2 separate regions of the Homo sapiens genome follow, and region 1 is linked to region 2. A link is a loop called in an ENCODE intact Hi-C map of the cell type or tissue named here. Cell type or tissue: HCT116. All regions are shown on one strand.

Region 1 (8,000 bases), 780 kb after region 2:
GTGGCCTCACCTCTGAACCCAGTAGAGTGAGGGCAGCCATGGACAATGGACCACTAGGGCAGTTTGAAGGGTGAGTGCGTTTGTATTAAGCTGTTCCTCACCAGTCAATGGCACAGCTTGCGGTGCTCCCTGCCCCGGTCAGCATTTGAGGGTTTTGGCAGCAGCTATGGTCTTTGTGCTGGTTTGTTTCAGGGAGAGAGAAGTGGTTTTCAAGCTTTCCCTGGCTGTGGTCAGGGGATGTAGGGAGGAAACCTGCCTAGAATGTAGCTGTGGCTGCCCCTCAGGGACAGTATGGGTAGGCAGCATGAGGGTACAGCGTTCCTCAGGGGGGCAGGTGGAAGCCCTCAAGGGGCAAGTGAGGGGGCGAAGGCCTGGGCACACCCAGTTGTCACTGGGACAGGGTCTTCTTAGGCACAGGTCACAGAGCCCCCATCTTGTCCTAGTCATGTTGCCAGCTTCCTCATGACCATAGGATCTTCCTAGAGTCCTTCAAGTATTATCCATTGAGGGGAAGCTGAGGCTCTACAGGGGCAAGGAGGAGGCAAGAGGGGGCTGCCCTCTCTGCTACATTGGATTTTCACCCCCTTCCCCTATGACATTTTTCCACCTGCTGATGAGAGCCACATGCACTCGCCCCACAGACATAGTGCACCTGCAACAACAGCCCAGCCACAGCCACACACACATCCTTCATATGCACCCTCAGAGGCAACATGAGATGCACAGGGCCACGACTCACGAAAGCAACAAGCATGCATCGACCTCATACACGAATTTCACGTAGGCACACACACGATTCACAAACATTCAGACATTTCAGAGACGCCCTCAAAAGTCACACAGTCACCACACATGGTTACATACATCCTGCACAAATCCAACTCTCAATTAAACACATGTGCAAAACACAACACAAACATGTACATTGAGCATACACCGTGTACACACACTATATCCATACATCCTACACGAACACCACACTCACAAACATACCAGACACATTGCACACAAACACAGCTCACATCCAGTATGTACAATAAAGACTTAAAATACCAAGGCTCCCCAAACCCAGTGCACACACAGCAGAGAGCACAGATAAGCCTCTCGTCTGTGTGCATGGACGTGCACACACGCACACACGTGAGCATGCCTGTACACACAGGCACAGGTGCACATGGTCATGGGAACTAGGCTGTCATCTCGCGTGGCTTGTGACTCTGATTTTTCTCAGAAGCAGACCACACATAAGTCAAGTGGCTTCCACTAGGGCTGGTTTCCTGAAGTGAAAAAGGAAAGGAGGGGAAAGGACATAGTTTGGGCTAAATTAGTCAGACAGACTCCTTTGGCCTCCCAGGAATCTCATAATTAATCCAGCTGGGATGCTGTGAGCTTCAGGCCCTGGGAGCTGGGCTGGGGCTTCAGAATGCAGAGTACTGCATCCTGTCTCCTGAGGGATGGATGCCAGGCCTTGTCCCCAAGCCAATCCCTCTGAAGGTCTGGAAGCTTAAAAAGGGGTTATGTGGCCTCAGGGCTGCCACTCCCTGACCTCTTCTAGGCTGTGTGACTTCAGCCTGCTTGCTGGTTTTTCTCTCCTGTGGTGCTGGGGTCAGGAGACCCGGATTTGAGGCCTGAACCTGACTCCCAAAACCAAACTTGCCTCTGCTGGCATCAGTGACCACCTGGCCTCCTGGTGGATGGGCTGTGCTTCCTGCTGGCAGAGGCAGCACCTGCCTCCTGGGGAACATTCTGGGCAAGCCCTCTTGTACACGCCCCTGTTTCACAAGCCCCTTCTGGGTCTTCCAGGTTCCCTTCAGCTGTGGCCCCCTCCTCTCATCTCCTCCTAGCCAGACCCACAAGGGAGCTACCTGCAAGAAAGCCACTCTTGCTGCCTCCATTGCCTCCACTCTCCACCTGTCTCCAGCCCCTCATTCCAGCAAGCACATCCATGGCAGAACTGCTGTGGCCGGACCGAGGGACAGTGTCCACGTCCCTTGGCTATGTTCTTCACAGCTTCCCCTCCTCCTTTAATGGCCTTCTTCCCGTGGCACCTTGGAACACCCCCTCCTGGCCCTCCTCTCTCCTCTCTTGCATCTCCTTCAGGATCCTGCTGCGGGCCCTTCTCTTCCTCCTCCACCTGATTTCTAAAGGTGGAAGCTCCCGGCTCTCACTCCCTCTTCGGCCTGGCGTTTTCTCCCCTGGCCCTTTCCCCAGGGCTGCTTCCTGGCCCAGGATCTCTTTTCCCGCTCATCCACTCAGGCCCCACATGGCAGCAAGATGGAGTCTCTCCAAAACACAGGTTTGACCAGGTCACCCTCCTGCTTAAAAGCCTTTGATGGCCCAGGGCGTCTGAGTCCACGTCACACTTCCCGTTTTCCTGTCTCTTTCACCACACATTGGGGCCAGGTTCTATATCACGAACCCACATACATCCTCCACCATCTCCTCTCCCCTTTCTTGCTCTCCCTAGCTGTGCCCAGTTAGCTCTATCAAAGTCCCTCTCCCTCTCTCTTTCTCCTGCCTCTCCCTCCCCCTCTCTCTCTTCCTTCCCATCTATCTCTCCCTCTTTCACCTGATTTAGAGTTACCAGAGGTGAGGGCTGCAGAAACTACCTTGTGGGGTTTCCATGCCATTAAAAGGAAAAAAAAAGCCGAGCCTCCAGTTCAAAAAGCTCTTCATTTCCCTGCTACATAAGTCCAAGAGGCCAAGTGAGAGGGCATGGTGGCTGTGGGAAGAAACAGCCCTCCAGTGGGCTTCCCCAGGCGGGTGGCCAGAGTTCATTAGTTTCTCCGCCTTTTCATTCTTCCGTGTCCCACCTACCCTGCAAGTTCTGACCTTGACCTGGGCCCATAGCACACTCTGGCATCTGCCCCCTCAACTCTTCCATCCACATCCAGAGACCTGGCTGCTGGCCTTGGCTTCACCTGGCCTCACCTGCCCCGTCCTCTGCACCCTACTCCAGCTCCATTCGCTGGGCCCTACCTTGCAGCTGGTGACCTTGTCTGAGTCACCTTTTTCCATATAGTATTTGGCTGGGGCCCATAAGGCCACCAGGGTGGTGCAGGTGGTGGGGGCTTTGGAGTTGAGGTCCAGTTCTGCCACTGGCTTGCTGGGTGACCTTGGACTGAGTCTCAGTAGCTGCATCGAAAATAGAGAATAATCTTTGCCTTGCATGATGGAAGTGAGAGGTACATTGCAGATATTCCATCCACATTAGTTCCTTCTTTCTAGTGAAATAAAGACCCTCCCATGGGCTGCCCACAGGGGAAGCCTTGGAGTCAGTGCCTGGGGAGACCTGAGCCACCCCTTTAAAGGGTTCCTGGACCTTGGACCAGTCTTGTAGTTGTTCTTTGGGTAACCACCAATGAATAAGGAAGCTGAGGCTGGGTGCTGGTGGGCTGGGGACAACACGGAGATTTGGGGATGAGGGGTGATGGGAAAAGGATGGAGAAAGGTGAAGCAGCTGCCAGGGAAGGGACTCCGGGAAGGAGAACTGAGGCTTTAAAAAGTTCATGAAGTTTGGCTGCGTGGTGAGCCATGATGCGTTGTCTTCTCTGGCTCCCAGGAATTCTTCACCAACTCTCCATTTCTCATAGTTGCACTGGGGAGTTGGATGTGGTTTTAGTTTCTGTCAAAGTGAAGAGTGTGGGCTCAAGGTGAACACATGGGAAGAACAGAGACTGCCCTCATGGCCAGCTCCCACCAGCCCATGTCTGTAATAACAATTCTGAAAATATGCTGAGACGATATTGTGATGTTCCTCAAGCTGGAAGGATTTTGTACCCGGACACAATAGTGATGGGGAAGGTTATCTCCAGGCCACTGGCTCCAGGCCTTAATGGGTAAATATAACTACTAAAAGGAATACTTTTTAGAATAAAAACTCTCTAGGTTGAAACTGGGGGTCAGAGGGATTTGGAAGGACAAGACGGGCCAGGGCATAGGGATAGAAAGGGGCTGGGCAGCCAGGGGAGAGAGCTGGCAGGGCCAGCTGGCAGGAGCTCCTCAGCAAAGGCCCTTGGTCATCAGTAGTGCACACTTGCTAAGTCGAAAAGTGACGTCGCAAGGTCTGCGTTGCAGGTAGATTAGGGGTGGGAATAGAGGCAAGAGAGCAGCATGAAGCCTGGTGCCCTTGTTGTGGACCGAAGTCGGAGACCATCGTGGCAGGCCGCACAGGACTTGATGACTGATTGTGGAGGTGGTGGAGAGCTGTCATGAGAAGGACAGGGAAGAGAGGGCCATCACCCATTTCTGCACCAGGAGACCAGGCAGAGCAGTCAGGGTAATTTGTGGCTCACGGGGAAATGTCCACAGATCAGAGATGCTTCTCCTGTCTGTAGATGGGGCAGTCACAACTGCCTCCCAGGAGAGAGTGTGATAGGCCACAGGAGCCAGCATCCAGGCAAGAATGGTATACGATGATCGCCTATGCGTTATGTCATAGAAAATGTTAGTGTCTGGAGGCTGGACACATCCTGGACACACGCCAACTTGGGCCAGGCCTTTCCGGTGGGGACAGGACCCTGAGATCTGCTGTTTCACGATGCACAGGGGCCAGGTTCCATATCCTGGAGCCCACACTCTGCACTTGACAGAGCCAAAAACCACATCCAGCTCCCCAGTGCGCCAGTGAGAAATGGAGAGTTGTTGAAGAACTCTCTTTGTGCTTCAGTCATTCAGGGAAGTTTCCCACGTGGGACTCCTCCGTGGGGTGCCCCATCACTCCATGTATCCCCCTCCTCCCTCTCCCTGCTGGGCAGCGGAGCCCCGGGAGCCTGCGGGCTGGGGAGGGGCCCACGAGTCTCCTGGGTTGCCAGAGGGGCTCCTGGTTCACTCTGGAACAACTTGCCTGCCCCCTAGTGGATTGCTCAAAGAGTCTCTCAGGCCGCGGAAACCTGCGCTGGTCCTGATGGAGAGACTGGGGCCTCCAGCAAGAGGGACTTGTGCAGGGAAGGCCAGGTCAGAGCCTACATGGGAGGTGGCATGGCCAGCCCTTGAGAAGGAGCCGGGCTTGGGTGTCCCACAGCCCCGGGGAACGCAGCAGCCCATTTGGTTTGTCAGTCTCCTCTCAGAGCCTCGTGTCCTCACCACTCAATGAAGATGCAGGGTCCTGAGACGGTGCACACAGCAGGTGCTCAGTACATGTGTGGCCTTTCCCTCCTTCTCTGTGTCACTTCACCTCCCATTCTATGAGAGTGTAGACTCCACTCTGTCTTTTGAGCAAATCTTGATTGTCATGCACGTGGATTTCCTTAAAGGGAGGCTCACCTGCCACCACAGTAGCCTCCTTCACCTCCCCTGATCTGTCATATTTCTTCCCCACTGAACTTTACTGGCCAGACCCTGGGGTCACACAAACAGGGTTCAGATCCACCTTTGCCCTCCAGAAGCCCCCTTCTGCAGGGAGAGGCTGACACAAGACCATACCTAGAGTGTAGTCAGTGATGGACAGGGTGGCCCAGGGCTGAGGGGCCAGAGGAGGTCCCCCTCCCACAGCACGTTGGGATGAAAGGGAGTGTGTCAGGGAAGGATTCCTGGAGGCAGTGGCAGAGGAACAGAGATTTGGAGAGGAAGGAGTTAGCCAGAAGGAGTGGGAAACAGGGAGCTGGGAAAGAGCCTCCAGGCCGGTGCAGGGGTTGGAGGTGAGGGCATCCACTGCAGCATAAGGGCAGTGGTGAGCAGAGGCAGGGCTGCGAGGGGAGCCATGAGCTGACATGCTGCCTGTGCCTGGTGTGCCGGGATCCCAGCTAAGCATCAGATCAACCAAGCTCAGATGCAGAGAACAGCAGAGGAGAAACCAAAAGGCGACCTCAGGAGCTGGCATTGCGGGAGGGGAGATTATTTATTCGATGCCTTTGGGCTAGTTAGTTCCTTAATTTGTTCATTCATCAATTCAGCTTTCTCGTACATGCCTCTTCCTGGGCATTGGACTAAAGGAAGGAACTAGATAAGGTCCCTCCTGTCAAGTGAGGATCAGGCATGGCAGCTACTAATTCCATACCGAGGAGGACTGGGAAAGGGTTTCAGGAGAAGGTGGCATTTTAGGTGGACTTTGAAGGATGTAGAGGCATTCACCAGGTGTTGAAAAAGGGACAAGTCATCTAGGTAGAGAAAATAACAAGAGCAAAGATGCCGCATCATGAGGGGTTTGCAGAAGTGTAAGGAGTGTGTCATAGCCAAACAGTTGGTTGTGTAGGGGGCAGATGAGGTGGGGCCAGCATGTGTAGGGCCTTGAATGCCAGGCTAAAGTATTTGGGCTTTTCTAAGGAGTCCATCTCAAAGTGTGCCCACCTGCAGAACCAGGGACCAAGCAATTCCAGATCACCCAGCCCTGCAAGGACCTTCTGGAAGCCCATAGCTCCATCTGCCATAGTGAGAACCCAACCTCTAGAAATGCCAGAATGTCCCCTTGCTGGGAATGTACTCCAAGGGACAGGTGAATGGTCACAGGCTGCTGGGGGGAAGGCAGGGGGCCTTCATTGGCACCAGCTGGCATTGACTCATCATGAAAGCCATGACTTGGGGCTCCATCTCTGGGGTCCCATCTGAGCATGTGCATGGAAGCCCATGCGAATGCCGTGCTGGCTCCTCCTGAGGGCTTCCTCAGACTCACCTGGAAGGTGCTGTCCTCACCCCTGTTCTGCAGAAGAGGAAGTTGTGTGCTCACTGAGGCTGCCTCCCCTGGGAACCCTCCAGGGACCATTGCTGTTTTTCTGGGCTTTTGTAGCCCTGCATCACCACCTCAGATCAGGAGACAGATGGGCTGACACATACAAGGCACTTCATCCTCCAAGCCTCCAGTTCCTCATCTGTAAAGTGAGCAAATAACTCTCATTTTAGAGAGTGGGCATGGTTGAGACAATATGCATGAAGCTCCTGGCACACACCTGGCCCACAGCAGGTAGCAGGTAAGTGGGGAAATAAATGAGACATAAAGCCTCCCAGGAGGAAACGGCCAGCCCCGGACTGGGGCATGATGCAGGATCCAGGTGGGCATGGGCCTTCTTCCTTTGTCCCTAGCTGATGGAGGAAGGTTAGAGAGAGGTGAGAACCCTGGTGTGTGTTGTGGGGGGGAAATATGGTTTGGCTGTGTCCCCACCCAAATCTCATCTCGAATTGTAATCTGAATGACGTGTCAAGGGAGGGATCTGGTGGGAGGTGATTGGATCATGGGGGTGGTTTCCCCAGGCTGGTCTCATGGTAGTGAGTGAGTTCTCATGAGATCTGGTTGTTTTGTAAGTGTCGGGCGCTTCCCCCTTCTCTCTCTCTCTCTCTCTCTCTCTCTCAACACCATATAAGAGTTGCCTTGCTTCCCTTTGCCTTCTGCCATGATTGTAAGTTTCCTGAGGCCTCCGCAACCATGCAGAACTGTGAATCAATTAAACCTCTTTTGTTTATGAATTACCCAGTCTCAGGTAGTATCTTTATAGCAGTGTGAAAACAGACCAATGTAGGGAGTCTAGTTACATGCAGTATGTCAGCTCTGGAGCCAGAGTTTCCTCCTAGAGTCCTTAGGAGCCTCTAAGAACAGAGCTGACTCAGCCCTTCTCAGCAAGGGCAGTTGAGGGAGTGAGCAGAGGGGCAAGAGCTGCTCCCACCATACAGCCTTCCAGAGGGCCCAAGAGCATGAAGACCCATGGCTGAATCTAGACACACCCTGACAAACAGCACACATGCACACAACAGGTACTTGGACACACATCACACATATGGATACACATGGTATGCACACAGATACATGTGTCACTGCCCCAGATTTTGGGACAGGAAGGGATGTACCACTGCCCCAGATTTTGGTGCTCAGACACGCTCAGACACATAACATACACAGTAAAGCCACATACATGTAGACACACCAAGGCCATAAATGCATGTACACAGAAACACACGGACACATAAATGCACATATACACAGACAACATGCACAGATGCCCACAGATGAGCACATACATGCAGACACAGACACAATGACAACCCACACATGTCCACAGGCATAGGCACAG
Region 2 (8,000 bases):
TGAGCACTAAATGAGCACGAAAAGCTGAGTGGGGCTCTCCCTATTAAAAAAAGGGCCGAGAAAAGACAGCTTAGAGAAACTGCAGAACTTTAAGAATAATCCTAAAAGGGGAAATTTGAAAAGCTACCAGCGAGAAAGGAAATATTACTCACAAATTAGGCTGACAGCAGACTTCTCATCAGCAGCAGTAGATGCCAGAAGAAATAGGTCTTCAATGCGCTGTTAATTATTAATTGTTTCTAGTAAACTTTCAGTCAAGAGTGAGGGTAATTTGAGACCAGCTAGGGTAACATAATGAAATACTATCTCTACCAAAAAAAAAAAAAAAAAAAAAAAAAAATTAGCCAGGCATGGTACATGGCTGTAGTCCAAGCTACTTGGGAGGCTGAGGTGGGAGGATTGTTTGAGCCAGGAATTTGAGGCTGCAGTGAGCTGTGATCGCACCATTGCACTCTAGCCTATGTGACAGAAAAAAAAAAAAAGCGAGGGTGAGAGAGCATTTTATTGATTGAGACAGAGTCTCACTCTGTTGCCCAGTCCCACCTCTGAGTAGCAGGGATTATAGGTGTGAACCACTGCACCTGTCAGGGATAGTTTTAAATGCATAAAGATTGAGAGTTTACTACCCACAGACCCTTTACCCATGCTGAATGATGCACATAGAAGATGATACCAAAGGGAGCATATAGTGTATAAGAAAACAGCAAGGGGTATACAAATGGTTAAAACATTAGTGAATTTAATTTCTGACTGTAAGCTAACAAACAAAAATAAATATCTGATAAACCTATGTGTTTTAAGGTGAAAGAAGCTAGGCCATTGTTATTCAAAATGTAGTCTGGACCGCTGCTTGTCTAGGAACTGTCTGTCACAATCTGTGGTGAGCAACGTGGAAAAAGTGAGGGTAAAAGTTTCAAAACTTCTATAGCAATTTGACGTTATTGTGACTCTTCATTGTATTTTACAAAAGTATCAGTTCACAATGGAATGAAGAAAAAAAAAACTCCAGCCAACTGGTCTTTCCCCACAGAGAGTGAAAAGCATTGCCCTAGACAACAATAATGAGAGTGGGTGTTCAAAGGGTTAAGACTCATTGAGATCACTGATTTGTTTGGGAGGAGGATAGAGATAGTAACCAACTTTAGAATTTGCTAGAAAAAATTTTGGTCAAGTGTACATGTTAAAAATTTAAGGATACCTAGTAAAGGCTAAAATCAGAGGGCTGAGTGTGTTGGCTCACACCTGTAATCCCAGCACTTTGGTCTCAAACCCCTGATCCCAAGTGATCCGTCCTCCTCAGCCTCCCAAAGTGTGGGGATTACAGGCTGAGGCACCCTGCCCAGACTGTATAATCCTAGCACTTTGGGAAGCTGAGGTGGGAGGATCGCTTGAAGCCAGGAGTTTGAGACCAGCCTGGGCAACAAAGTGAGACTCCCGTCTCTACCAAAAAAAAAAAAAAAAAAAAGATGGAAAGCAGAGATTATAGATTTCTAATTAGCAGAGGAAAAAAGGGAATAAAGTATAGAAAGCTTTGTCAACTTGGTAGGTAACAGAAAAGGAAACAAAAGATAAAAAGAAACATGTAGTGTGGGGGTAGCATTATGTCCAAATATATTTGTAATCACAATAATTATAAATGGATATCATATAGTTTTGAAGTATTTCGTTTAAAACTTTAAAAATGCTGAAGCAACAAGGCTTTGAGAACAGGATTAAATTTTAAGAATGAGTGTTTTATACAGAAGAGGAAAAGTTACCCTTAGGAAGCAATGACAGAGCACATTTTAAAGCAGCTTTCAATAATGCCTAAAATTTTTGTTGACCAGTTCTTTGGCATTCTTCTTTTTTACATTAGCTGTGACCAGAAACAGTTTTATTATTATTGCTGATGATTTTGTTGATGTTAATACTCCCTCTGTCTACATTATCTTAATATGTCTTCAGGCACTATGGATCTAAAAGCTGAAATTACTTATCTGTTCATAACTTTTCCCTCTTTGTTTATCTGCTTCTCCCAAAGGCTTTACATCTTTCTGTTGAGTTTTTAGGAACCAAAATCTCTTAACTATAGAATACAATGGCTAAGTAGTTCATTTTCACTTCCAGGAGTGTGTTGGACACTACCTAATACACTGAAAAATTTTTCATTAAAATAAATACTGGATTTTAATCCTTTGTTCAGTAACCTCTTCTGGCATTGTTAGGGAGTGATATATTCTGGTTAAGCGTATGTAGCAAAATGGTCTTTATTTGGCATACAAATGTGGCACTCTGTTTTTTTTTTTTTAAAGGAAAAAAAAATAGAGATGAGGTCTCACTGTGTTGCCCAGGATGGTCTTGAACTTCTGGGCTCAAATGATCCTCCTACCTTGGCCTCCCGAAGTGTTGGGATTACAGGCGTGAGCCACCACACCTGGCCAGATACTGCAATCTTAAGTATTTAATAGCAATTCAGACAAAAGAGAAGTTGAATAAGTGATGATGCAAATTTTTGTCTTAGTTGTAAAAGTGATTCATGATTTTTTTTCCTGGCAAAAAATGTCAAGCGCCTACTACAAGCCTATTATTAAACTAGGTACTGTGGGATACAAAAGTATAAGACATGGATTCAAAATTTATTTTCTTTGTTGAGGAGATAAGACAGTATATATTCCAGAAGACATGCAGTTTACAAATGAGTTTAGTTTGAAAAATTGTTTTTGGTGTCATTTGTTTGCATCTTGCAGATAATGCAGGTAAGTTATAGCAGAACCTTAAATAATTTGAAGAGCACTTCAGGAAGAGGTTTTAATGTTTGGTGACTATTGGGAAGCAAAGAGGAGCTTTGTTATACCTTGAAGTTGGTGTGGAGGTTGGTGAATAAGGCTGGGTGACCTTTAGAGATTTCTACAGGGGTTTTCTAGGTGGGTTTAACCGCTATGATGGTGATTAGGGGAGGATGATAAATAAAAAGCTGTTGAGTCAGTAAGCTGGAAATCTTTCAGATCCCTATTCAGGATTTTGCCTTTAATGTATACAGGTAAGATTATCTTTGCCTTTATTTCATTTTGGTGACCACTCGTCTTTTGTGGGACTGCTGACAGCTGCTTTTTATGAATGCACAGTCCTAGTCGTTAGGAATATGGATATTGGAGTCAGATTGATATAAGTTTAATTATAGGCACTCCTGACAACTATTACTCCAGTAAATGGAAACTTCTACTCACTAGGCTCTAAATCCTATGATAAGAGGAATTACATCTCTAATGCTTACCATTGTATTAACACTATATCTCTAGCACAGTGCCTGGTATGTAGTAGGCTCTCAGTAAAACTTTGTTAGTGAATGAAGGTGAATGCTTGCTGTGTTTAGGGCTATCACAGCAATCATTGAGAATAAAAATCTTGAGTAGATGATATTTGTTCCACCCTGGGTTACCTCCAGCCTCAACTTTTGGTATTTATTTTTATGTAACTCATATTGGCATAATTACTCCAACTTTTGTGCTATTGATAAGGTGCAAAAGCATTAGACCAGTTGTTATAAGGCTGGAGTGAAATTACTTATAGACAAATCTCTAAAGATTAAAGAGCTGTGAAGGTAAGTATATAGATACATAGAGATACAAGTAAGAATTTCATTTTTCTGACTAGAAGCTACAGCGGTAATATCTTTAGAGTCCAGTAGATGGCAATACTTTCTCACTTTAATGGAAAAAATTAGAGCAGGCATAGAATCCAAGTCAAAAGGAGCAAATCTTTGTGGATGAAAGAAACCCAAGATATTGAAATAGCAATTTGGTGATGAATTTCACAAAAATAACCATATAACTTGATCGTCTCGAGTACATAGGCTGAGATTGAAGATTTAGGTATAAAAAGTTTCAGGATCTGTTTTGAAAGCCTGAACAAATGAAAACTCCTTATTTTATATTTTTCAATTTGTTCTGGTACTGTGTTGCTTAGCAAATCACTTAACTTCTCTCAGTTTTAGGTTCCTCATCTCAAAAGTAAGAAAATCCTAATTAGCTGGATAACACCGCAGGGAATATTAGTTATCTAGCCCAACACTCTTATTTTGTAGATGGAAAAACTGACGTTCAGGGGGCTCATGATTTATTGAACTTGACATGGCAAGTTAGCTCTATGCTACAGATGATAACTTAGACATAGCTATAATTTATTTTATTTATTATTATTATTTTTGAGATGGCATCTCATTCTGTCACCCAGGCTGGAGTGCAGTGGCATGATCTCGGCTCACTGCAACCTCTGCCTCCCAGGTTCAATCGGTTACCTGCTTCAGCCTCCCGAGTAGCTGGGATTATAGGCATCCGCCACCACACCCAGCTAATTTTTGTATTTTTAGTAGAGATGGGGTTTCACCATGTTGTCCAGGCTGGTCTCGAACTCCTGACCTCAAGTGATCTGCCCACCTCGGCTTCCCAAAGTGCTGGGATTACAGGCATGAGCTACCAGCTGCTATAATTTATTTATCTCTATATATCTATATACTTACCTTCATAGCTCTTTAATTTTTTTTTTTTTTTTTTGGACAAGTCTCGTTCTGTCACCCAGGCTGGAGTGCAGTGGCGCGATCTCGGCTCACTGCAAGCTCCGCCTCCTGGGTTCAAGCAATTCTCTCTCTCAGCCTCCCGAGTGGCTGGGATTACAGGGGCCTGCCACCACGCCCGGCTAATTTTTTTGTGTTTTTAGTAGAGATGGGGTTTCAGCATCTTGTCCAGGCTGGTCTTGAACTCCTGACCTCGTGATCCACCCGCCTCGGCCTCCCAAAGTGCTGGGATTACAGGCGTGAGCCACTGCGCCTGGCCCATAGCTCTTTAATCTTTAGAGTTTTGTCTGTAATTCATTTATTCCAGCCTTATAACAACCTTAGAGGAAGGTAGGGCCAATTTATCATTATTTGCTTAAAAGAAATTGAGTCACAGAGGGGCAAAGTGACTTCCTTTCATTCCGTGACTTAATCATTTCTGTACAATGAATTGCCCCTTTCTCTTTGCTCCTGAAGCCCTTTTGACATACCTCTGTTAGTAGCTCTTGAGTTTATTGTAGTTTTTTGAATTGTCTATCTCTCTCTCTTTCTAGAAGGTACAAACTGTATTTTAACTTTGTAATACCAGGCTCAGTAGCAGGCATCTAATAGGTATATAGTAAGTACTTATGGAATAAAAATGAATGGCCAAGATGTTAGGATGAGTTGTGGCAGAACCTGGATCAGAACACATCTCTCCCTCTTTATAGACGTGCACTTTCTTCGTTATACTACGTCACCTGTGAAGAGGTGATGTGATAGAAGATTTTCATCATTTAATTTTTGTTTGAGGTTTCTTCCATCATTTAATTTCACTGTGATTATATACTGTTAGCGACATCTCCTTTAACTTATAGCGTCTTAGGGGGGCAAGTAGTAGTATTTTCATTTTCAGGATGAAGATGCTGAAACCCAGAGAAGTTAAGAGATTTCCATGTAGTTAACTTTGTAGAACTGAGAAATTAAATAGGTGGTTATTTCCTCTTGCTAGTCATACTAATGGATACTAACTTGTTTCCAAAGCACGTCCCAAACAGTACGCAAGCAGAACATCATTCAGAAGTAGGGATTAACTGTCCCAAGTAAAGCCAATATTTTAATAACAAAGAGCTGGATATGGTGTATTTCTGCCCAGGTCTTTTAGTACATTATCAAGGAAAAGTTGGAAAAAAAATCATTTAAAAAGTCCATTCCTATGCATATTCTGTTTGGTTTTCCTTTCCCCTGCCTTACAAAATAGAACAAAGAAAGACTGGGAAAATCCTCAGGGACTGTTTATAATAGCTGCTTGCTTTATTATAAAGCATCTAGAGATCTGAACCCAGATTAAATCCAGGGTAAAATTTTATTTCTGAACTATTTGAGCTGGTGTGATTGTGTACTAACAGTATTATACTAGGTAAGTATAGAGCTTTTATTTATTTTATTTTTAAATATTTCTTCCATTTCTCTTCTCAGGAATACAGAGCTTTAAAAAAACTACCATTGCCAGTTTTCATTTACTGAGTGCCTGCTATGAGACACTATGTCAGAAAGGTTATGTATTTTTATTTAATTTGTGTATAACAGCCCCATGAGGTAGTTCTCCTGCTTTTATGAGTGAAGTACCTTAGAAGAAGGCATTAAACTACTGCCCCAAGCAAGATGGCATAGGTGGTGAATAGCAGATCCATGATTCGAGCCCAGGTCTCATTCATTTGAAGGCTTGTTTTCTTAACCGCTATGCTGTATGACATCTCCACATTTCTTCCCACTTCATATAGTGTGACAGCGTACCAAGTCTCTGCCTTCACATTAACCAGCACAAAGCATAACTAGTTGTGCATTGTGGGAATCAAATGAGAGAGAACACGTGCAAACACTTTGAACAGTATCAAAGTGCTTTATTCTACAGACTTTGTGCATTTATTATTGTAGAGTGGGCATGCAATGCCCATGAGACCATCAACCCACTGAAGTCCACAAAAGTTCCACACATTAGTCACTGTATTTGGCTTCCCTCTGAGTCTTTTTTCCCCCTTTTCTCTTGGATTGAATTAGCTTTTGACAGGTGTTTGGAAAATCATCTTATCCTGTAATTCATATTTATAAACCCTGCTGCTGCAGTGTGGTCCCCATTCTCTCTCTTCATTGAAGCCAGAGAATAATCTGGGAAAATGCCACGTTTCCTGTTATGAATTTGGAGGATCTTGTCTTCTTAGCACAATTTTTGAGCTTTTGAGAACTTTTAATACTGTAAAATTCAAAGCCAAGTATGGTTCTTTATATAGATGTTTTAGATTCTTGAGAAGTAAACAGAAACAGAGTTCGACTTGTTCTCACCAGGGGATTCAGAGAGTTTAAAATTTTGTTTTGTTTAATATTTTGAAAACTTGTTTTCACCATTCTTTTTTAGATTTGTATAGAGGGCATTTTTGAGCCTCCTCACCCCATCCTGTAAGTTAATTTCTGTTTCAACTGTTGTACAAAGCTGGGAATCTTCCCTCATTCTCTTTTTTTCTCTCTCCACGAATGCTAGTTAACATGCTGTCACTGTTGCCTTCTCTTCTTTCTCTCTGCTTTCACCGTTATAGTAATTTGGCCATACATCCTTTCTTCCTATTAGGGTGTATGCTCCTTTAGGGCTGAGGTTATGCCTTACTCAGCTTTAAAGTCTCAGACTTTGCTTACTGAATATTTTTCCATGAGTGAATGAAGTCTACTAGGATCACGTTGTTCCCATCTCTGTTTTAAGGTAGACTTTTTGCTTAAGGGACGGCTACTTCAGCAGGGTTACTTTCAGTCCTCATGTCATGGAGTAGCATTGAAGGCACTTAGTCCACTTCATACTTGGAGTGTGTGCCTGTGATTGTGATTATTTTCTGAGAATATTTGAAGTATGAACAAAAACATCTTCATCTCTGTTGATTTAAATTTAAAATAATTAATTTTAATTTCAGGATCTGTATATCTTTGCTTAATGACACTATTCTTATTTCTCAGTGCTTCTCACTGTTTTAAAGGAGAGGAAAAACATCCTCTGTTGTCTCAAACACTGGGCCAAATCTGAGGGGATGTACTCATTCAGCTCAGGTTAATTGTCTAAGAAGAGGTCTCACCTTTCCTCCTTAACTACTCAGTATCTGGGCTTCGTCAGATCTCAGAGCCAGGGGTGTCTAAGGCTTGATGATGCTTAACAGAGATACGTACACAGTTTTATTCGGCTTAAACTTGGCTGATGCCTAGAAGTGTTATTAATGTCCAAATGAACATATACACCTAGGAACACAGGCTGTCTACTGATTCATTAGGTAGCTGTAGTCATACAAACAAACACTGTATTTTTAAAAAAGTATACTCATTGCATCTGAAAATGTGCTCAAGTAGTAGGATGAGCCATTGTTTTTTTTTCCCTTGCCCATCAAGATTTCTTATTTTACCTAGGTTAAGTAGAAGACGACTATTTTCAAAGCTCACTTATGGTTTTATG

What was found. Hi-C counts contacts between places; a loop is a spot of excess contacts. Peaks named below come from ENCODE experiments on the same cell type or tissue, not always from the same donor. Only the 100,000 strongest peaks of a DNase experiment are listed, where the experiment ranks them.
Region 1: a loop joins it to region 2, with 14 times the contacts of the local background. A loop is called at or near these places in 9 of 110 quality-filtered maps.

What each region holds. Positions count from the first base shown.
Region 1 is chr11:76,676,164-76,684,163 of GRCh38, forward strand. It overlaps the pseudogene GUCY2EP. Among named protein-coding and RNA genes, the nearest start is that of LRRC32, 9.4 kb to the left of the region's middle. In HCT116, a CTCF peak has its summit at 4,843 (motif pointing left); a DNase peak (open chromatin) is centred at 4,838.
Region 2 is chr11:75,893,358-75,901,357 of GRCh38, forward strand. The region is part of intron 5 of UVRAG (UV radiation resistance associated); the gene reads left to right. Among named protein-coding and RNA genes, the nearest start is that of UVRAG, 82 kb to the left of the region's middle. In HCT116, a CTCF peak has its summit at 3,653 (motif pointing right); a DNase peak (open chromatin) is centred at 3,664.